Linked DNA regions of Homo sapiens: regions 2 and 3 are each linked to region 1. A link is an interaction called in ENCODE POLR2A ChIA-PET data of the cell type or tissue named here. Cell type or tissue: MCF 10A. All regions are shown on one strand. Links, peaks and the distances in the headings refer to the core of each region. The heading gives the core; the rest is flanking DNA.

Region 1 (7,631 bases), core at 1,811-5,810:
AGACTCTATCTCAAAAAAAAAAGAGGCTTATTTGGAAGAGGCTTATTTGGCTCAGAATTCTGGTGGCTGGAAGGCTTCAGATTGGGCAGCTGTACTGGTGAAAGACTCAGGCTGCTTCAACTCATGGAGAAAAGAAAGGGGAATGAGTGTGTGCATGGAGATCACATGGAGAGACAGGAAGCAAGAGAGAGAAACTGAGGAAGCAAGACTCTTCTTAGCAACCCTGCTTTTGGGGACTAATCTATTCTCTTGAGAGCCAGAATGCACCAATGAATCTATTCACGAAGGATCTGCCCCATGACCCAAACACCTCCCACTACACCACCACACTGGGGATCAAATTTCAACATGGGTTTTGGCGGGGACAACCCACATCCAAATGGTAGCATGGCCAGACCCACCAACCTGGGCAGTATGTGGGCATCTAGGGTTTTGTCAGGAATGGAATAGGTGGCCCTGGGCCTCCTGAGATGGCTCCAGGGGTTTGGAGGAAGGTGAGCTTTTCTGTTAGGCATAACATTGGACCTTTCAGAGTCAGCCCCAAGACACAAGTCTGTTTATTTCCATTCTTCTAGTCCTGGATGAACTAATTTGCCCACCCTAATCCAGGGCAGGCACAAGACCCAGGTGTCTTCCCAGGGGAAGTGGAACAAGGGTGGCCTGCCTGGTCCAGGACGTCAGCTGAGCAGGAGGCCTGGAAGAGGGGAACTTTTGACTCAGGAGGGCTCACATTAGTGGTAGGCTGGGAAATACCCCACAAGTGATGGAAAAGAAGCAGATGGCAGATCAGGAACTGGATGTGGCAGTTAGGGTGACCTGCAAAGGAATGCAAAAGAACGGGTTTGCAGGTCCCAGGAGGGAGTTGCGGACGTGCAGCTTCCTTCTTAGGCTGTTTTTTCTCCCATCCTCCCTACAGAAGGCCTGTCAGCTTTGCCAAGATCCAGGGGTCTGGAGATCAGTGAGCCGCAAGCCGCACATGCACCCAGGACTGCTGTCTCTGTCAGGCGTCTTTGAAATATCTTTGCATTATACAAGTCATAGGTGCTTGCAGGGGAAAAAAATGCAAACAACAAATGTACGAAGAAAATGAAAGTTCTCTTCCCTGCTCACCAACAGCCTCTGGCCCCTTCTGAAACCAAGCCCAGTAAAAGAATTCCTAACTTGGGAAAGCCAACGACTGGTGTTGAAGTGTCATTCTACCTGCAGGCATGCCTGTTAACGTGCATTGCCAGGTGACAGTCCAAATCACACACCCAGGGTTTAATTTTCCACGAATGTGGGCATCAATGACAGAGATAACCTGAGCAGCAGGTAATCTCAAGCCAGCTCTCTTCAAGTGGGTTGCATTATTTGGTTGCTTACATTTTTGTATGCTGCAAAATTACCTTTCTAGAGGTGCCTGGTTCTGGCTGAAATGGAGTCGAGTTTGGATTAAATGAGCCTAAATCCATCAGTGGAGTTGGATGGGTGACCTGAACCCAGAGATGATCTTCTTGTGTAGGGGGAGGATTGGTGAGAAAGCTGGAGTGAGGACTCTGCAGCAGGAAGTGACCTGAAAGACAAAAGACCATGCTGTCCCGAGGCATCTCTCCCCTGCCGGAAGTCTCTTCCTCTGGGTTAATAAGAACTGGTTGTGGCACTGACTCCATGACCTCTAGGAAGCATTTGAGGAGTGCTCCCCATGTGCTCCTCCAGCCAGCCCTCCATCCCTCTCCTCCTTGCTGGGGAGGCTACCTGAAGCCACCCCTGTGGGCTGCCAGCTGGTCCAGGCAATGCGTGGGAGGAGCGTGAGGTCCCTTTGTCAGCAGCCTGACTGCCTCCTAAAGGACTGGGGGGTGGCAGTGGCTGATTTCTCTCCTGAAGGCTTCCTTGTTCTCATGGACACAGGCAGCCCTCTCCTACAGCTACAGCACACGCCAGGCCATGGAAACCAACCAAGTGGCCATTACTACTCAGTCAAACTCCAACCAATCCAAACCACAGGTGAGGGGGTGGAGGACTCAGAAGAGAGAAACACCGTCCCAGAAAGTGACAAGAACACAGATGCTGTGGTGAAGATCATGGACTTTACCTGAGTTGGGTGAGTCTCCACATCACCACTTACTAGCTGGTAGCTAGTGAGCCCAAAGTGGCTTTGGCTTTGGGCAACATACTTAACCCCTTGAAACTACAGTTTTTCCCTTCCCTTCCCCTCCCCTCCTCTTGTCTTCCCTTTCTTGAGTCTCACTCTGTTGCCCAGGCTGGAGTGCAGTGCCACGATCTCGGCTCACTGCAGGAGGTGATTCTCCTGCCTCAGCCTCCCAAGTAGCTAGGATTACTGGAGGCATGCACCTCCAGGCCCAGATAATTTTTATATTTTTAGTAGAGATGGGGTTTCACCATGTTAGTCAGGCTGGTCTTGAACTCCTAACCTCAGGTGACCCCCCCCCACCCCCACCGCCTTAGCCTCCCAAAGTGCTGGGATTACAGGTGTGAGCCACTGCACCTGGCCTGGATTTCAGTGTTCTTATCTTTAAAATGGGATGGCCGGGCATGATGGCTCACACCTGTAATCCCAACACTTTGGGAGGCTGAGACAGGTGGATCACCTGAGGTCAGGAGTTTGAGACCAGCCTGGCCAACATGGTGAAACCCCGTCTCTTCTAAAAAATGCAAAAAAATTAGTTGGGCATGGTGGCAGGCACCTGTAGTCCCAGCTACTCAGGAGGCTGAGGCAGGAGAATCTCTTGAACCCGGGAGGTAGAAGTTGCAGTGAACTGAGATGGCACCATTGCACTCTAGCCTGGGTGACAGAGTGAGACTCCATCTCAAAAACAAATAAACAAACAAAAATTAAAATAAAATAAATAAATGAAAAATAAAATGGGGCAATAATACTTTGATTGCATTGTTGCTGTGAGGATTAAATCAGTAATGTATGTGAAGGACAGTGTCTGGCCCACAGTAGGAGCTCTCTAGGTGGCATTGTGGAGAGGCAGTGTGTTTAAAGCACAGACTCTGGAGCCAGATGATTTGGGTTAGAATTTTCTTTAGTAGCTGTCTGACCTTGGGCAAGTTATTTTGTGTTTCTGGATAGAATTTTCTTATCTGCAAAATGGGTTCACTGATGTTTCCACAGGGCTGTTAGGATGATCAAGTGGGATAGCACAGGTCAAGGACTTAGATAGTGACTGGCCTTTGTATTAAAAATAAATCAACTGGACTGGTGTGGTGGCTCATGCCTGTAATCCCAGCACTTTGGGAGCCCAAGGCGGGCAGATCATGAGGTCAGGAGATCGAGACCATCCTGGCCAACACGATGAAACCCCGTCTCTACTAAAACACACAAAAAAATTAGCTGGGCGTGATGGCGCACGCCTGTAGTCCCAGCTACTCAGGAGGCTGAGGCAGGGGAATCGCTTGAACCAGGGAGGCAGAGGTTGCAGTGAGCCAAAATCACGCCACTGCATTCCAGCCTGGTGACAGAGTGAGACTCCATCTCAATAAATAAATAAACAAAATAATAATAAATACATCAATATTTTATTAGAACCTTTCTGATGATGGTGAGCATGTGTCTGCTGTACCTGGAGGGCCTGGGGTGTGGTGTGGAGAAGTCAGAGCCTGTGTCCTGGTCTGCAGGAGAGTTTGACCCTATTCTGCCCACACCTGTCTGACTACTTTCTTCCTCAAATTTTTCCAACCTGGATCTTCTAACTTTTTCACCTTCCGTCTCCAGCCACTGTCTGCAATCTCCTCAGACACCTCTTGGTTAGCCCATGGCAGCCCCAGACCCTTGCGGGCAGAGCTGCTGGACTCATTGCTCTGCCTGGGAGGGGCCTGGGCCTGAGTAGCTCAGTGCTGCGCTGCCCTTGCCCTGCGAGCATGTACACTCGCCAGGCAGTCCCGGATGAATCACGCCCCACACCGAGTAGTTAGCCCAACTCGCAACAGAGGCCCTGTGTGCTGCTTTTGTGTGTAGTGTTTCTTTCCATTCCGTGAGTCAGAAAACACCGTCACGCAGCCATGTGATCTCCCTATCTTCTGCCAAGGAGCTATGTGCAAAGGATTGCTGGAAAACCCTCGAGGGATGAGGGAGGGCAGCCGTGACTGCCAAGAGGGAGGCTGAGCTGAGAGAACTGGAGAATGGAAGTCATCTCAGGAAAAGAGCGTTCCGAGGGGCTCTGGTGTGGTGAGACCAGAGACCCGCCCACAAAGGCAGCTGCTGGTGGGTGAAGGGCCCTACCTTGGCCACGTGTGGGTGGGATCTCTACCCCCTTGACCCCTGGAGTATAATCTGATTATTTTGTCTAATTGTAAATGGAAAGCTTGCTTATACAAAATTCCAGATCGATACAGAAAACTATAAAAAAGAAAGGACATATCTCCCACCTGCCACCACCAGATGCTGTATTAATCCAGTGAGACATTTTCCATTTGCCTTTGGGCGTGGACCTGCCAGGCTCCGGTCCATTGAACTCCATTGAGCTCCTAGCTGCAGCCCAGGTCTGTTCCTGCCCCGGTCCTGGGACTCTGTCCTTCCAAACACCACAGGGAGAGGTTCTCATCCCAACTTGGCCATTAGCTTGCTGTGTGCCCTTAGACAAATCACTCTGTCTGAGTCTTATTTGTCTCTTCAGTTAAAAATGAGATAATAGGGCTGGGCACGGTGGCTCACACCTGTAATCCCAGCACTTTGGGAGGCCAAGGCGGGCGAATCACCTGAGGTCAGGAGTTTGAGACCAGCCTGGCCAACATGGCAAAACCCCGTCTCTACTAAAAATACAAAAATTAGCCAGCCATGGTGGTGGACGCCTGTAATCCCAGCTACTTGGGAGGCGGAGGTGTGAGAATTGCTTGAACCCGGGAGGTGGAGGTTGCAGTGAGCCAAGATGGTGCCACTGCATTCCAGCCTGGGCGACAGAGTGAAACTGTTGCAAATAAAATAAAATAAAATAATAAAAAAATGAGATAATAATTGGGCAGACTTGTTGAGAAGGTGGAAGGCATGGGGAGATATGAAAATAACTGCAACATCACAAAAATCTCTTCAATGTATGAGAAGTGCTGGCTTGATGCCCTTTTCCCTGCCTCAGCTCATTTAACCCCAAGGGTGGTGTTGAGCCCAGCTCCTCTGCTCCACCATTGACTTGTCCATGTTGGCCGAAGGCCTTCCCCAGACACCCTAGGATTGGCTTAGGGCAGGGAGGTCTCAGGCTGTGGTTCTGACTGACCACTGAGACCCCATCCCTGAACACTGGCCAAGCCCTGGGGCCGGCACTCACCTGGTTCAGAAGAACTCAAAACCCTGTTTTGTTGCCAGTTTGGAGCCAAAATAACTGTGCCCCCTCCTCCCCCATGCAGGCACTCATCCCCACCATGGCTGGAGTAATAACCAAAGCCGTTCTTGCTCAGAAGCCTTTTCTGATTTCAGAAACCTTTGTAACTTTCCCAACTTGTTGTGTTATCTTTAGATTGTAGTGATTCTTGTAAAACAAAGGGTTTGCGTACTTACCCCAAGGATAATTAATGACACTATAAGAACGTTAGTTCAGCTGTTTGCAAACCACTCCTTGTATTCATTTCAGTAACACACCTATGAATTTATATATTGGAAATCATCGCCATTCCCGCCTTCTAGAAGAGTAAAAGGGGGCTCAGGGGACAAACGTCTCTTAGTATACAATGAGTATTCTGTGAGCCTATTTCCCATGCCTGCCTCCTGGCTCTGGGAGTGCGGAGCCAGCTGCAGGCTCTGTTCCCACTGGCCCACACCCGTCTTCAGGCAGGAAGTCCCCAGGACCAGCACAGCCCCTCCCCACACAGCGGCCTTAGCAGGGAGGGGTTCAGCCCCTCCAGGCTGATCCAGGGCTCAGGGCCCAGGTGGGTCGCTGCAGCGAATCCCCTCATTGGGCTCATCATCACCCGTGCTCATAGACTGTCCCCATGTAGATTCCGCAGATGGTGAACCTTCAGCTACCAGTGTGTGCGTCCAAGACTTTTCCACAAAAACAAGACATCGCAGAAACTCTCCCCGCCCAGGTTGTGTGTCTGGGCTCCAGCCTCAGTTCCCTCAATCTGAGGTCCTGCTCCCATTGTGTGTCCCTTGAACCCTGTCCAGGAGATGGACAGAGGCTGCCTGCCTGCTCCCGTTTCCACACCCTGGCCCCAGGATGCATCCTTCTGCCTACTGGACATTAGCTGCCACTTCCACCTGCAGCAAGGAGCCACGGTCACAAACCTTAGGCCCTGGGCCCTGCCTGATGGGTGAGACCATCCTTGTTGGTGGGGTCTCAGACTTGGTACCCGTCTCTGGTCCATCCTGATTTACTTGAAGGACACAGCCATGCCTCCCTACAGGCAGCAGCCGAGCAAGGACTCTAACCCAGGTCCTTTCGTGCCAGACCCCACATTACCTTGTTCATACTGTGGCAAGGACTGTGGAGCCAGGGTCCCTCAAAGCCAGCCTTGGGGTAGAGAAGAGAGGTGAGCTATGAAGAGGTGAGACAGCAGGCAGGTCCTGTGGAAGGCAGGAGGCCTCACAGTGGGAGAAGGTCAGTGAGGGTGATGGAGAAGTGGATTTGGGGAATCAACCAGGAGGGGCCCTGTGGGGCTCTCAGACCTATGGCCACTCTGGGGCTGCCTAGAGACTGTCATAATAACCACAGTCATTATGATGATGGTAGGTAGTATTTAGTGAGCATTTACTATATGCTGAGTATTGGATTACCTGCCTTCCTGTATTACCTTATTTTATTCTCATGGTAACCTGCTGAAATAGGAGCTATTATTATCTTCTGCTTTACAGGGGAGGCCGCTGACCCTTGGGGAGGCTAAACAACCTGCCCACAGGCATTCTCTCATAAGCAGATCTGAGATGAAAGTCCAGGCTGCCTGATTCCGGGCCCCACTCTCTCTGACTTCTAGAATTATTTGCTTCTTGGAAAAAAACAAAACCACCCTGCCCAGATGGTGGGGAGTTGGGGGTGTCAGGAGTTTCAGTTTTGTAGAGGAAAGATAAGTGCATTTATGTGGTTTCCACACAGAGGCATACCTTTGATTGTAGGGTCTGGAGAGGGGCCCTTTTGGAGAAGGTCATCTTCCCTGAATGAAGACGCAGCTCTGGTTGGAGGGGCCTCTGAGAAGCAGCCAAATCAGTCCTGCTAACCCACAGGCCAGTGAGCCATGGCCAGACCACTCTCCCATTCACAGAAAGTGGGTCTGTGCCTGGGATACACGGAAGAATAAGTTCAGTACATTCAAGGCCAGGCATGGTGGCTCATGCTTGTAATCCCAGCACTTTGGCAGGCCGAGGCAGGAGGATTGCTTGGGGTATACCCGTGGGCTGCCAGCTGGTCCAAGCAATGGGTGAGAAGGTTCAAGACCAGCCTAGGCAACAAAGCAAGACCTCCAGCTCTAAAATAACAATAATAATGATAAATAAATAAATTCAATACATATGCCAGGCCTTGTTGGTTAGAGACCAATGCTTAAGAGCCTGCGGAAGAACAGCTTACGACCACTCTGTGGTTTTTCCTCCCCATTTGGCTGCCTGAGCGGTGCAGTGGGAGCTGCAGATCAGGCTTCAGTAGGCAACAGCTGAATAGGCGAGAGGGTATCTGCACACCTTCTGGCCAGTCTTGACCTCGGGT
Region 2 (7,631 bases), core at 1,669-5,668, 89 kb after region 1:
TATTTAAATCAGATCATTCTATAGCAAGCTGTGGTCCTTAATTTCCATCACACTTTGAATAAGGATTATGGCCAAATGGACTCAAATACTGTTAAGCTGCCTATATTACTTACCTAAGCTTTGACTTGTTTGATTTGGATCAATTTGGTCCCTCAGGGCTCCTGTTAAGGAATACGCTTCATTTTTTGGTGTTATCCTAAATACCAAATCCTATCTAACAGTCATCATGATAGTCCCCTGCTGTGCTGTATCCTCTCAAGTCTTAAATGTTAGTATGCAGCCATCCATTGAGCACTGAATGATCTCACTTTGACTAAATCAGCAAGAACATAATTATTCGACTGATGTGATAACTTGTGAATTCCATATTGAGACCAAGTAAGTCCATTTATGATGGTGACAGACAGTGGCATGAATCAGACATGTTTTTAGAAAGTTTTATTAATTTTATTTAAAATTTTATTTTCAGGAATGGGATTGACTGCAAAGGAGCACAAGGGAACTTCCTGGGGTGATGGAAATGTTTTGTCTTGATTGTGGTAATGATTACATGACTATGTTTGTCAAAATTCCAGAACTTTATACCTAAAAGGGTGAATTTTACTGCATGTAAATTATACCTAAACACATGACTTTTTAAAAAGGCCTGAAATCTTAACTACTCAGCTAAAAATAAAATAAAATAAAATAAACAATTTAGGTGCAAAACAAGTTTTGTTTTTGGGACTGACAGAGGTCCAGTGATTGTATTTATTTATAAAGCTAATAATCCAATCCAATATATCAATATCAATACTTTTAAATAGGATATAAAAAGTTATGAGATTTTTTAAAATAAGGATTTAGACTGCAAAATATTATGACTACAATGTTCCTGAAGCAACACTATCTTAAAAAATATCTCAAACAGAAAATAACACTCTAATGCTCTCAATCATTGCAATAATTGAAACTTCCAGAATATTACCATAATGCTGCTTATATTACATACCCAAAGCCCTGTATTTAATAGTTAAAAACAAAGAATTATTTAATACCAGCTAGCTTCATTACTTGATAGATTAACTTGCTTGACAGATCAACATTACTTGATAGATTACTGGATAGATCAACTAGCTTCCTAAAACATAACTGTAGCTCAGCTTCTAAAAAAGGTGAAAGAAATTATTATATTCAACTGAACTAGATTTTAAAAATAAAGACTATCAAGAACATAGGAAGAGGTAATTAAATGACGGGTCCTCTCTACTAAGGTTTCAATAGAAGCAAATACATCCGAGAAACCATTTACAAAGAACTCACCCTCATAATTGCCTTAGAGACCAAAGTCACAATTTTAAGGCCAAGATCTTTAGAAATCAGATAGGTCAGTGTGACGGTTAATTCTGTGTCAAACTTGACTGGATTATGGGGTGCCCAGATATTTTGGTCAAACATTATTCTGGGGTTATCTTTGTAAGGGTGTTTTGGATGAGACTAACATTTAAATTGACAGACGAAAGCAGAGTGCCTTCTATAATGTAGGTGGGCTTTATCCAATCATTTAAAGGCCTGAATAGAATGAAAAGTTTGACCCTCCCCAAAGTGAGTGAATTCTTCCTACTTTTGAACTGTGACATGGGCTTTTTCCTGCCTTTGGACTTGGACTAGAACTACACCATCAGCTCTCCTAGGTCTCAAGCTTGCTTACTCACCTTGCAGATCTTGGGACTTGCCAGCCTCCATCACTGCATAAGTCAATTCCTTATAATAAATCATATATGTGCACACACAGGCATGCCTCAGAGATATTGCAGGTTTGGTTCAAGACCACTGCAGTAAAGTAAATATCACAGTAAAGGGATCCACACAAATTTGTTGGTTTCTCAGTGCATATATGTTATGTTTACACTACACTGTAGTCTTAAGTGTGCAACAGCATTATGACTTTAAAAAAAGTACACACCTTCATTTAAACATATTTTCTTGCTAAAAAAATGCTGACAGACATAAAGTGAGCACATGCTGTTGGAAAAAACGGTACCAACGGTACCAATTTGTAAATAACACATTATCTGCAAAGTGCAATAAAGTGAGACACAATAAAATGAGGTATGCCTGTATATCCTATTGGTACTGTTTCTCTGGAGAATCCTAATACAACCTGCTTTCAAATCAATTTAAGACCCTCCCCCCATAAGCATTACATTGAGGAAAATGTGGTTGCAACTTTGTCCTACAAATTAGGACAAAGAGACCTTTGTTGCCATATAACAATATTAAAAAACCAGTATGCCTACCTCTGGATGTATTTGCTACAAATACCAGTATTAGATTGTAATTGCCAATCCTTTAAAACCAGTTTTAAGATGGATATAAAGCCCTAAAAATCTTGCAGCTTCCACATGCACATCTGAAAAACTTCCAATTTACAAAGGACATTGTGGTATTTTTGGAAAACAAAGGAAAATGACACATACTAATTTCTGTCATTTATTCACGTCATAATCCCCAAAGCTACCTTTATTCCACGACTCTTTCCACCATTTTCCTACAGTCAGCTTTTTTTAAGGCTATAGCCTTTAAAAACTTGAAACAGAAAATTTTAAGGATGCAACCATTAGAAAATGTTCCCATACTACCATTTAACATTCCCCATTTATCATTATGTTTACTATCGTGTAATTTCCAACATAATATTATGAGGTCAAAGGCTCTACGAACGCCGTTTTACAATCTACCTAGGGAGGCAATGGCTGTGAAACACACCACACCAATGACAGGAATGCGGGTCACTGTGACACAACGGATCCCTCTGCAAAGTCAAAGCTAAGAGTTCACTTTACGCTGACGGAGCTTCTTTCCAGGACCCCCACCCCCACCCAAGGACAGGAGAGTGTCGATTTCCCAAGGTGTCTGGCACTGCTTCTTGAAAACGCAGCTCTCATCTGGTTCCTGGAAGGTCATACTGGTTCGCGCAGGGCTCGGGACGGGGCGCTTGGCTTCTGAGGCACCCGCGCTGGCTCCTCACCCGGTGACCTTCAGGCCTCTGCGCTTGGCCTGACCCTAGAAGGGCCACCGCCCTTCACAGCGGGCGGGCACCGTCCCTCCCACGGCCCCGCCGACTGCTGACGCGGTGGCCCCAAGGGTCCAGGCCCGCACTTGCCCCACTCCCGCGGCGCCGTCCCCCATAGTCGGTCCCCGAGGGCCGCGCCCAGCTCCTGCTCGGATTTCAGCCCGCACCGCACCCCAGCCGCCAGGGAACCTTCCAGAACCCTGCCCCTCTGGCTTTCTCCCGAAAGCCCAGGGTCGCCGTCCAGGAAGAAACTTCGATTCATTTATTGAGCGCCGACTGTGTCCAAGGCCGAGGGAGGGGCGGGGTTTCCACGCGGGGAGACCCCCTAGGTTCTCGCCTCGGTAAGCGCCCGCGTTCCAGCACCTCGAGTCGCCCGCGGGCCCCCACCCCTCGGGCCGGGCCCGGTCCTCGAGGAAAACCCACGGCGGGGCAGGAAGGAACGAGGAGAGCCACGCTCCTTGCCCGCCTCGTCCCCTCCACTCCCCTTCACCTCACGGGACCCCAGGGAAGCCGCCGGAGCTAAAATTAGCAACCCGCGCAGCGCGCGCTCACGTGCGCGCGGCCCGGCGGGGGCGGGGAGCAAGGGGCGCGGTCCGGGTGAGTCACCGGCCCCGCCCCACTCGCCAAGAACGCGCTGACGTCAGCCGCTTCCCCGAAGGGTGACGTAAGCGCGCCACGGGGAGGCCGAGGCAGCTGATAGAATGTTCTGAGTTTCGATGCCTTAAAGGGACCAGGCCTGGGATCGTGAAACATCTGGGGAAACGACTCCACTCACTCACCTGCAGACTGAGAGCCCATCTTGTACCGTGTTATACTTTAAGAGAGTTGACTGTTGAGATGATGATGAAAACGGAAGAACAACTGAGCCTAGTTGGAGGCTCTTTGAAGTCCCAGAACCTCCTCCTGGAAGCCCTCTTTGGTTAACCAGATGGACATCTCAGTTGCCCTCTGAGCCTGAACCAAGTGTCAGGAAGAGTTTTCTATGGCCCTTGACTCCTTAACTCTTTGCTTATAGCGTCTCTGCTCTCTGATGCCTCTGCTGTCAGAGAAAGGCTGTGGTTTAAATATTTATTTATGAATCCATCAGCTTGGGCCAACTAGGTCCATTTATCACCGTTTTGACTGTGTCTAAACTGTCATTAGTGGTGTGACTAGAAACCAGTTAATTTCGCTGGGTGGTAAATTCGTGGACTGATCTCCAAACCCTCCTACTGTGCTAATGTTGCCAATGGAAGTTTCCAGAGGCCAGGATCCCTGGCCAACACGTGATCGTAAACAACATCAGGGCCTCACAGGGAACTCACAATTTACTGAGGTTTGCTCTGTGCCAGGTGTTTTCATGATCCTCCATCCCCTTGTCGTTTAGTCCTCTTCTCTGAGTCCTCCCCATTTTACTGATGAGGACGGAAATCGAGGCACACGATTAAGCGTTTCCCTGGGTCACACAGCTAATGAATGGCGAGCTGGAAGTCAGTCCCAGGTCATCAGACTCCGAAGTCCATGGTTTTGGTGATGAAGGTGGGCTGTGAAATGTGTGTCTTATTCTATGCATGTGAGTCCGCTGGAACCAACTTTTCCACTTGGAACACAATCTCAGTGCCTTTCAGCAGGTAACCGGCGCCAGACCAGATCTCCAGAGATGGAGGTGGTCGGCCTCAGGGCCCAGCCATGAGAAGGTGTATGAGGAGGCATCGCATCAGGCGCCCACCCTGTGCTTGCAGGGCCTGACCATGAGCGCCGCCTTCAGTTTTACACCTTAGGCACCCCACTTGGCTCCCCTTCGTCCCAGCCCTGCCAGACCCACCCTTGACTCTGTGTTTCCTTTCTGGAAACTCGAGAGGCCATTTCTACTTAAAGAGTCCTCACCTGGCCTACCAGCGACCAGATCTGCCCAAGTGCAGAAGAAACACTTGGTTATCTCCTCTTTCATCGTCCCCGCTCGAGCATAAAACAACAGAAAGTTTCCTATCGGAACAGCATGCTTGTGCCAAAAACAAATTAGAAACAACAACAACTTCTCAAAATTTTGAGCAAAATGATGGTGACCGTGTTCTGGAAATGGAGCAAAGTGAGTGAGCCACTGTCACTGTTACATCTGACAATCACTACTGGTACTTGGCTAAATATTGCAGCCACCTCTTCAGGCTACACATGTCAGGTGTACCAGAAGCACCTTCCGCCTCCAGCTCACTTCTGGGAGATATTTAGAGCTGACTCCTCTCCCCTCCCCAGTCTCCAGCCACCAGCAAGCTCTCTCCTTGGTGTCCCCAGCTCCTGCCCCTCATGCTGATAGAAGCATTGCCCGCTGTTCTTCCTGTTCTTACAGGTTTCCTAGTGCCTGTGACCAAACACCTTGTGTGTGCTCCCCAGGAGAGAAAACCGCTAGCAGCCTCAGGTATTGTTGGGGGTGGGGAGGATGGGGGTTCTGTGGGGACAGGAACTTCTTCCTCTGTATTGGGGGTGGACACACACACGGAAACTTAGAGCGGTGTACTACCTCCAGGCCAACCAGGCAAGTCCCTGTTTTATAACTAAGGTCTAGGTGAGGTGGCCTGCCCGGGGTCCCATGGCCTGTTAGGGGTAGAGATTTCTAGTCACTTGACTTCCAGCCTGCTTCTTTTCCATGGATCACACACACACTACTGTTACAAGACACAGGTAGGACAAAGGGCATGAACATGCATGGCAAAATGAACATGCACGGCAAATGGGAACATGTCATATATACAATGGAAGGGAAGACAAATGACATGAAGTAAATATAGACATGAAATCATAGGGAAGAATTGGAGATCACGATTTCTGATGACCACCAGCTATTCCCACTTCCTCTTTGCTTCTCCCTCCCACCTTGTTTGAAGACAGGTGAGGAGTTGTTCCTCCTCAGACCCAGGAATCATTTCCCAGTGGAATGACACGGTGAAGTGGATCGCCATTTTTAAACCTTCAATAATAAAGATCTTGTGTGTCATTTCAGTTTTAATTTTTTATCGTCCAGTCTTTACTCTCCATCATTTCTTTATCCCAGAAGCCCCATTAAATGTCATTAAGAGCCATAAATGTAACTGGCCACTAATGTGGAAGGATTGTGATCTCCGGCAAACAGCCCCGGCAAGCAAAAGAACAGGAATCCTGGGTCAGTTTCCAACTGTGCCTGTGACTCACTGTGTGACACAAAGCAAAGCTCCACTTTTGCGGAGGGAGAGCTGTGGGGCAGCGAGACACACATAGCCTGGGCCCTGACAGAGGTGGAGGGGTTTCCCTGCATGCAGGAAGCTCAGGGGTCCCTGTTGGAATCCAGTTCCATAGTAACTCCTTAGTAATGGCCATGAGCTGTGCCTCCAATGGAGACACTACCATGGCTTGGACTGGATTGTGGCACTTGCCCTTCGTGACATCATTCTCATAGGTTAGGAATGCACCCTGATTATTTCTAACTCCACTTTAATAACTTGTTCTGGATCTGCCCTCCAGGAATTTATTTGAAACTTTCTTTATTCTATTTATATTTCAGCCTGTACAGCCTTTTCAGGCAACAAGTAGATTTACCATTTATGTAAAAACACTTAATTCTAAAACACAGGAAGTGCTGCATAATGGTTTGTTATAATAATCACAATAATTTGATATCTATATTGTTATACATAACAAATATTATATTATAGTTTGATGATAATTATTCATGCAGATGGCCTCACAGGCTTCATATTTTCAGTCACTCACTATCTTTGTGTTTATCCCCTCACCCACCTCTCCCCAACCCCAATCAAAAAGTATCTCTTGGCTGGGTACAGTGGCTCATGCCTTTAATCTCAGCACTTTGGGAGGCTGAGGCAGGAGGATTGCTTGAGCTCAGGAGTTTGAGACCAGCCTGGGCAACATAGTGAGACCTCATCTCAATTTTTAAAGAATTTTTTTTTTTGAGATGGAGTTTTGCTCTTATTGCCCAGGCTGGAGTGCAGTGGCATGATCTCAGCTCACCGCAACCTCTGCCACCCGAGTTCAAGCTATTCTTATGCCTCAGCCTCCCGAGTAACTAGGATTACAGGCGTGTGCCACCACGCCTGGCTAATGTTGTATTTTTAGTGGAGACGAGATTTCTCCATGTTGTTTAGGCTGGTCTCGAACTCCAGACCTCAGGTGATCTGCCCACCTTGGCCTCCCAAAGTGCTGGGATTACAGGTGTGAGCCACCACGCCTGGCCAGAAATTGTTTTTAAGTGTCATAGTGAAGATGAGGGGCGGGGGAAGCATTTATTAATGGAATTAGGTGCTGTAATGGGTGCAACTCTGTGCAGAAACTTACCTAAACAGATTCAATGTCCTCTAAGGACTTGTTATCTAAGATCAACATATGGTAGGTGCTTGTCTTAGTCAATTTGGGCTGCTATAACAAAATACCGAAGACTGGGTGTTGTAAACAACAGATATTTATTTCTTACAGTTGTGGAGCCTGGGGAATTCAAGATCAAGGTGCTAGCAGATTAGTGTCTGGTGAGGACCGGCTCCCTGGGTTGCACACCTGCCTTCTTGCTGTGTCCTCACGTGGCCTTTCCTTGGTGGTGTGCCTGTGAAGA
Region 3 (7,631 bases), core at 740-4,739, 97 kb after region 1:
CAACACCAAGAGTGAACCCCAGTGTAAACTATGGATTTCAGGTATTAATAATTTGTTAATTAGGTTAATTGATTGTAACAAACGTGCCAGTCTGGTGGGGGCTATTGATAAAGGAGGTGGCTATACAAGTGTGGGAAGAGGAAGTATATGGGAAATTGAGTACTTTCCACTCAATTTTGCTGTCAATCTAAAACTGTTCTACACAATAAAGTTGATGTTTAAAAAAGCCAAGTGATGTGGTAACACCTTTCTGTAGAGTTCATTCCGCTGTAGCGTCACATAGATTTGGGCTGGAATCTGAGCCAAGCCCTGTAACCTGGGGAAAGTTACTTACCCCTCTAATCTTAGTTTCTCTAACTTTATAGAGATTGTAATGCCTTCCTCAGAGTGTTTTGAGAACTAAATGCAAAACTGTATGTAAAGAATCTAATCCAGCACCTGGATATACAGCATGGTAAATATATACAGGCCTCCCCGTTCCTCCCTATGACTGTGATTCTTATCTCTTCTGATGGCTACTATTTTCAAAGTCAGCCAGGGGAAGAAAGCTGTCTTCTACTAGGTGAAAGTGTCTTCTACTAGGAAAGGAATCTGTGCATGGGGGCATGTGTGTCCTCAGTTGCTCATGTGTGTCCCCAGAGGTGCTGGCTACAGAAGGCCAGACATGCACTGGAGCCCCAGATCAGTGTCAAGCCCCTCACTCAGCTTTCTCCCGTGAAAAGGTCAGGATGATGGAAGGCTGTCATATTTAGATGATGGCTCGAAGGGAAGCCTCGGTGGGTTAGTCACCTATGATATGACATCATATGGCCACTCAATATAGTAACAGCTGTTGGTTGCTTTGTGGGGCGGAGGTGGGGTTAGCTTCAGTTGACCAACCATGCCTTGAGGATAAATTGGATGGGATCAGATGGGAAGATGTGACAAGAAGAGAAATCCTCCTCTATATAGGATGCTCTGCTGTTTCCTAAGGATTTTCAGCACCTTGCCCCAAAATGTGAGTCTTGACTTTTTCTCTGGCTTTGGGGCTAAGTGGGAAAAATGTTACAGGAGAAAGGTGTTTGGTCAGGAAGCCTCCAGTTGGGGGAGTACCCACTGTGGCCCTGCTGGGTGGGTGCCACCCAGAAGAGGGGTGGGAAAGTGAGCAGTTCGGTGCATATGGTACCCAATGAAGTGATCTGAGGGATAGGGATCGAAAAGTCCTGGAGTTAGGGTGCTGCAGAATCTCTAGGTTGGATTAAGTTTTTTACTGACCCCTCTGCAGGTTACATAACACCTGTGGGACGACCTGTGGCATCCCAGTGAGGCAGCGATGCCATCTCGGTCTCATCCAGGATGAAACCGTGGTTTGGGGATACCACTAGTCAGTGCTGTAGTCAATGTAGGGCATTGATTACTCATAATGGGAAGCCATTGGAGTTGGTTAACCCCTTCCTTCTAGTGTGTTCTCCTCCTTGACATTCCTGCCTGTTCTGGGGCCCTTGTGTTTTGGGAATAGAATGCTTTGTATCAGCAGTGTAACATGGATAGGTTAACTGGATATGGGCTGGATATGGGGAGAGCTGGTTCTTCCTGTGTTTAAACTGGAATAAGTCCAGAGTGAGGAAGTAAAGAGGTTAGAGAGGAAAAGCCCTGGAGTGAGGGTCAGGAGATCTTGTTTGGCAGCTGGTTCTGCCAAGTAAAAGCTGTGTGACCTTGGGCAAGTCATTGTTTCTCTTTAAGTTTTGGTTACTCCTCTCATCTGTAAAAACATGTGCACTTGGGGTTCTTCCAGCCCCACTAGTCCTCTTCTGTCCTTTAAGTGTGGATCTGTGGTTCTGTTGTTGGCACACCAGAAAGGGCACAAGTTTGAGTGTCTGGCTCTGCCATTTGCTGTGCGACCTTGGACAAGGACACCCCTTCTCTGAAACTCAATTTTCCCATTTATAAAATATGGGTTATTATGAGACATCAGTGAGGATGAAGCTGAGAGCCTTTTCAGAGGCACAATGTGGATGTAAAGCAACACCCTGAGTTTGGACAGGGCAGGTGGGGTAAGGCAGGCTGAGGGGTGATGTTTGGGGTTACTGGCAGGTTGAACTGTGACCAGGGCATAGAGGGGGTGGAGGTCACGGTCAGCTGTGCCATAGAAACCTCCTGCCCTGTCCTGCTCAGTTCCTGTTCCTTTCCCAGCAGCCGAGGAAGGGGAAACAGTTGAGAGGTTATAAATGACGCTGAAAACAGCTCACAAAAGTGTCTGAGGGGGTCATGCTGCTGGAGCAAAGCACGCGCTGGGAAGCCCATCCAGGGTCTGGGGACCCCTGAAAATTGAGCAGCCTCCTGGTTCCTATTGGTGCCCAAGAGGATGCACCTCCTGCACTGCTTGGCATCACTTCCTGGGAAAGTAAAACCTCGTACGGCGAGTAATGGATCACAACTGAACAGTGACCAGAGTGACCTGTCTCGAGCCATCTCTGAGGGAAAGTCACAGATTCCCTAGAGAAAGTCTCCAAATTCCTGTTTATTCTTCACATAAACAGATTAACCTAGGGGTAGCGATTTTACTTAACTCTTCCTTTCATGTTGCAGCGAAAGCGAAATTGGCCACTTCTTTGAAGCTGTTCTTTGAGCCATAAATATAATTTCTCTTCCCGCCCACAGAAAGGGGTTTTCTTTTTCTTTCTTTCTCTCTTTTTTCTTTTTTTTTTTGAAGCCCCAGGCACTGAGACGTTCAGAGGTTGGCAGGAGGTGCAGCTGCCGTAGGAGCAGCATGCTGTCCCCCTGCTGACTCATCTGACATTAACATAATTATGTTTCAGAAGTCAAAGTGATTTTCAAACTATGAGTAATGCAGGGTGTTAGAGAGAGTGTTTACACGGCAGTGGGCATTTCAGCACACTCAAGAAACCAGCTGCTGTTAACAGCTGCAATGAGTGAAGAAATAAGAAAATGCTCTCAGGAAAAACAGCCCTTCTCTCTTGTCTCTGTTTCTGTGCAAAGGATTCAGATGTCATGAAAGGCAGGTGAACTTAAGAGTTCCCTGAGGACCAATCCAGATCTAGCATTGTTATCTGAATGCCTTGATGTCTGATCTTTTTATAGGGAAAAAAATGTCTTTATAGCTTATTTTCCATTTACTCAACTCTAGGGAAAGGTGGATTTAAAGAGCTTAGCAAATTATTTATTTTTTATAATGCTACCGGTGTTAATAATTATAATAATAGTCTAAGGTTGTGCTGCTGCTTCTAAAATAGGAACAAGGACAAAAATCATTTCCCCCAGTTTTAAAGATGGGGGCAGAAGCCCATGGGGAGGGGGACTGGGAAATGTCTTCTTAAAGCTCCTTTGTCTCATTATTATGGGAAAAGTTCTGAGAGCCGTGGAGTGCAGTGTGCCAAGTATTTAGACCTCAGGAGAGAAAAACTGGGCTCCAGTCCTGTTCCAGAACTGAATATTGGAATGGGAATGCCTCAATTTCCTCATCTCATAATGAGAATATTAATAACACTTTCTTTGCCTATGTCAGAAGAAGAGCCTTGAACTTTTGTAGGGTAGGGACAGGGTCTGCCGACTATTATAGCCCCAGTTTCTAACTTAGAGCCTGCACATAGAAGGTGCTCAGTAAGTATTTGCAGAATTAATGAATGAGATAAAAGCTATAAACGCCAGAGCTCTGCTCTTGTGGTTTGTTACTGCATCTAGCAAGGTGTCATTCACATGGAGAGTGGTCAATAATTTTTTTAATGTGTTAAGAAAAAAATCATGAACTAATTATACATTCACTTATACATAAGTTATTCATAAACAAATTGGTTATTATTTTGGGGCTACCAAGCTGAATTACACACAAAAATATTTCTGTTTACTTAAGAATGTCTTTAATGACCAACACAATTTTATTAAGCCTCGTCTCTTGAGTATATATCCTTTGCATGCTCCACATTTGCATCATGGAAAAAGGAGCCCCAGAGAAAGAGCACACCAAAAACATCGACCTACCCTGAACTAAGGGGCTCAGGCGTGTTTTTGTGGACTACTTGTATTGAGTGATCTCTTCCTCCTGGACCCATTAATAATTATTGTTAGGCTTACTTCAAGTAGTAAATTTAAGCCAGTCCATTCATGGCAAATCAATCCAAAATGGCCATTAAGGAGAGTCAGGATCTGTGGTCCCATCCCAAATATTTGAAGATGATGCCAGAAAGCAAATTTAGTGTGTCCTCCTGGTGACTGTCATTTGGTATTTCTGTCCTAGGCCGATTCTCCGATGGGGGTAAATACAGGCTAGGGCATTTCTAATGTCTAAACCTCCACTGCTCTCTTTCTCTCAAAATTGCCTGTCCAACACAGTCATAATTTCACCTCCCCAACTCCGTCGTTACTGTAGGTTTATTAATGTTTGTTGGACCGGCATCCTAATTTGGGTGTGGGTGACTATTCCTTAAGGCATCTCAAGTAAAAAGGCTCCTTACTTCTGATCCTGGTTTATTTATTTTAAAAATACTTGTAAATTTAATATTAATTTAATAGGGTTTTTAAGTTAGTAGCAGGTTGCTGAAGGATCTAAATGTTTAACATATATTCTAAAATAAACATTGGCTGTTTAGAGCCCTTACAGAATAAACTTATTTGAATTTTTCCCCTGGCACCCTTTTCTTTATTTCTTCTACTCTTTCTTCCTTTCCTCTTTTCCCATCTCTCCCTCCGTCTTTTTCCTCCCTGCCTTCTTTTCTTTTTATTATCTTGTGTTTCATTTGTTTCTTTGTTGCTTTTGGTAAACGTCTTTCTAAAAAGTATGTCTGGAAAGAGATAAGAGAAACTGATTAAAGAGCCTAGGACGAGGTAGAGAGACTTTTCATCATATACACTTTCTGACTTCGAATTTTTAATAGTGGCAATACTTTTTCCCCAATAAAAAAGTTAACCAGAACAGAGTTGTACACCCTTCTTGTTTTCATTTTTCCACTTTTCTAATGCGAGCCTATTTCCTCCTTACTAGGATGAAAGACAGGAATGGCTTCCAAAGGAAAATGGGGAGAAGAGAAAGGAGACAGTAGACAGAAGCTCAATGCCTGTGTGTCCACAGTGGAGACGCAGGGGAAAGAGCTAGTGTAATAGAACCAGTAAATTTTTTTTTGGCTTTTTTTTTTCACTCGAAATGTAAACATCTTCCCACTTCATTCTTTCCACCTCATAAGAATTCTTCTTCTTCTACAACATAATTTTTAATGATTGTACAGGAGTTCCAATTAATGTAATTTTTTTAATGTAGTTTACCTTACTAATACTCTATGTTAAACATTTGGGTAATATCTGATTCATCAATATTGTAAATAGTACTGTAATAAACATTATTGTAGCTAAATCTATGTTCATGGCAATTCTTATTTACTTTAAATATATTTCCTCAAAAAGAATCAACATATTTCTCAAAAATAAATAAACCAAATAATATATGAATCATAGTCTTTGATATATGTTGCTCTTGATGTAATTTTAATTTCTATAGACACAAAGAAATTTTCCACATGTTTGTTAACAGGTTTATTTTCTGTTTATGAATCTTCTGTTCAGAGCCTTTGCCTGTACATCTGTTGGAATCTTAATATCTGCAGTGATTTAAAATGTTTTATAATATGTAAAATATACCAACAAAGACCTCCCTATCTATTATTTTTTTAAAGTAATAATAATTCCCTGGCTTGACATTTACATTTGAATGTAAGTTATATTTATATATTTTTGGCACAGAGAGATTTTAAGATTTAAAGCAATCGAATCTGTCAATTTTTTTTTCTGGAGAATTACTTTTTCCACTTAGAACTTTTAAAATTATTTCATATTTTCTTCTAATAGAAAACAGCCTTTTAAAGGTAAAATTTCCATATTTTATGTAATTACAGGGAAATGCACAAATCTTAAATGGATCATTCAGTAAGTTTTGACAAATGACAGATGCATATGCCTAGCAAGATATAAAACTCAAAGGGTATGACTTTTTCAGGTGATGGTTGCACATATCTATGAGGATACGAAAAAACAATGAATTGTACACTTTAAATAAGTGTGTTATATAAATCATATCTATAGACTTTTTTAAAAAATGGAAATTACCATCATCCCGGAAAGCTCCCTCGTGTTCTCTCCCAGCTGGTCCTCACTCCTACTCTACCCATATAGGCAACCACAGATTTTAGTTTTTTCATCATTAGTTTGGTCTGTTTTTGACCTTTATATGGAATGGAGTCACACAGCATGAACTCTTTTGCATAAGGTTTCTTTGACAGCATAATGTTTTTGAAATTCATCTGTGTTGGTGAGCTTCAGGAATTTGTGTCTTTGTTACTAAAAGTAAGCTTTCATTATAGTATGTCTATATGACAGTTTATTTATTCCTCTATTGATAGACACCTAGGCTGTCCCCAGTTTGGTGCCATTATGAATAATGAAACTATGAACATTGTTGTAAATGTCCTTTTATAGACATATGCTTTCATTTTTCTTGGATAAATACCTATGGGTGGAATTGCTGGGCATAGGATAGATGTATATTTCATTTTATAAGAAACTACCAGCCTTTTCTCCAAAGGTGTTATACCATTGTACACTCCCACCAACAATGCATGAGAATTCAGTTGCTCCAAATTTTTGTCCACATTTGGTGTTGTCAGACTTTTCTATTTTAGCCATTCTGTTGGGTGTGCAGTGGTAGCTTATTGTAGTTTAAATTTGCATTCCCTTGATAAAGTTATTGAACATTTTTTCATGTGCTTCCGGTTTTTCTTTATTTTATTTTAATGTGTATGTATTTTACATCTAACTATATCTCTTTATCCATCAAAAGTTATTTTGATTATGATTTGAGGTAAATCTCTAAATTAATTTTTTTCTAAATAATCAGTTAACCCAGAACAATGCATTAAATAATACTTTTATTATTATTACTATTATTATTTTTTGAGATGGGAGTCTCACTGTGTTGCCCAGGCTGGAGTGCAGTGGTGCGATCTCAGCTTACTGCAACCTCCGCCTCCCAGGTTCAAGCAATGCTCCTGCTTCAGCCTCCTGAGTAGCTGGGATTACAGCCACCACCACGCCTGGCTAGTTTTTGTATTTTTTAGTAGAGATGAGGTTTCATCATTTTGGCCATTTTCTTCTGGTCTTGAACTCCTGACCTCAGTTGATCCACCCACCTTGGCCTCCCAAAGTGCTGGGATTACAGACGTGAACCACCGCGCCCAGCCAATACTTTTTTTTTTTTTTTGAGACGGAGTCTGGCTCTGTCGCCCAGGCTGGAGTGCAGTGGTGCAATCTCGGCCCACTGCAAGCTCCGCCTCCCGGGTTCACGCCATTCTCCTGCCTCAGCCTCCTGAGTAGCTGGGACTGCAGGAGCCCGCCACCAGGCCCGGCTAATTTTTTCGTATTTTTAGTAGAGACTGGGTTTCACCATGTTAGCGAGGATGGTCTCGATTTCCTGACCTCGTGATCCGCCCGGCTCGGCCTCCCAAAGTGCTGGGATTACAGGCGTGAGCCACCGCGCCCGGCCGCCAATACTTTTATTCTCTGCTAATTTGTGATGCTTTATTTACCATAAAGTTCTCATATGTACAGTGGTCTCAGAATATCTATTCTATGTCTTGATATGTACATTT

The links. Peaks named below come from ENCODE experiments on the same cell type or tissue, not always from the same donor. Only the 100,000 strongest peaks of a DNase experiment are listed, where the experiment ranks them.
Region 2: POLR2A ChIA-PET joins it to region 1 with 15 read pairs; 12 of 35 experiments call an interaction of 5 or more read pairs at or near these places.
Region 3: POLR2A ChIA-PET joins it to region 1 with 18 read pairs; 10 of 35 experiments call an interaction of 5 or more read pairs at or near these places.

What each region holds. Positions count from the first base shown.
Region 1 is chr1:212,466,282-212,473,912 of GRCh38, forward strand. It overlaps LINC02771 (long intergenic non-protein coding RNA 2771), which reads right to left and starts at 6,597. Exons shown (of 3, transcript NR_183725.1): 1 at 6,396-6,597; 2 at 1,386-1,552; 3 at 535-816. RefSeq lists a silencer at 1,666-1,960 and enhancers at 5,301-5,801, 5,802-6,302. In MCF 10A, for the core only: no CTCF peak of the experiment used is centred there; a DNase peak (open chromatin) is centred at 3,960.
Region 2 is chr1:212,555,374-212,563,004 of GRCh38, forward strand. It overlaps LINC01740 (long intergenic non-protein coding RNA 1740), which reads left to right. Exons shown (of 3, transcript NR_125985.1): 3 at 470-693. Among named protein-coding and RNA genes, the nearest start is that of LINC01740, 13 kb to the left of the region's middle. RefSeq lists enhancers at 3,117-3,854, 3,234-3,363, 3,864-4,003 and a silencer at 3,424-3,693. In MCF 10A, for the core only: no CTCF peak of the experiment used is centred there; a DNase peak (open chromatin) is centred at 3,708.
Region 3 is chr1:212,564,487-212,572,117 of GRCh38, forward strand. It overlaps a transcript of ATF3 not described here. Among named protein-coding and RNA genes, the nearest start is that of LINC01740, 23 kb to the left of the region's middle. RefSeq lists enhancers at 2,413-2,522, 2,973-3,022, 4,762-4,931. In MCF 10A, for the core only: no CTCF peak of the experiment used is centred there; a DNase peak (open chromatin) is centred at 2,805.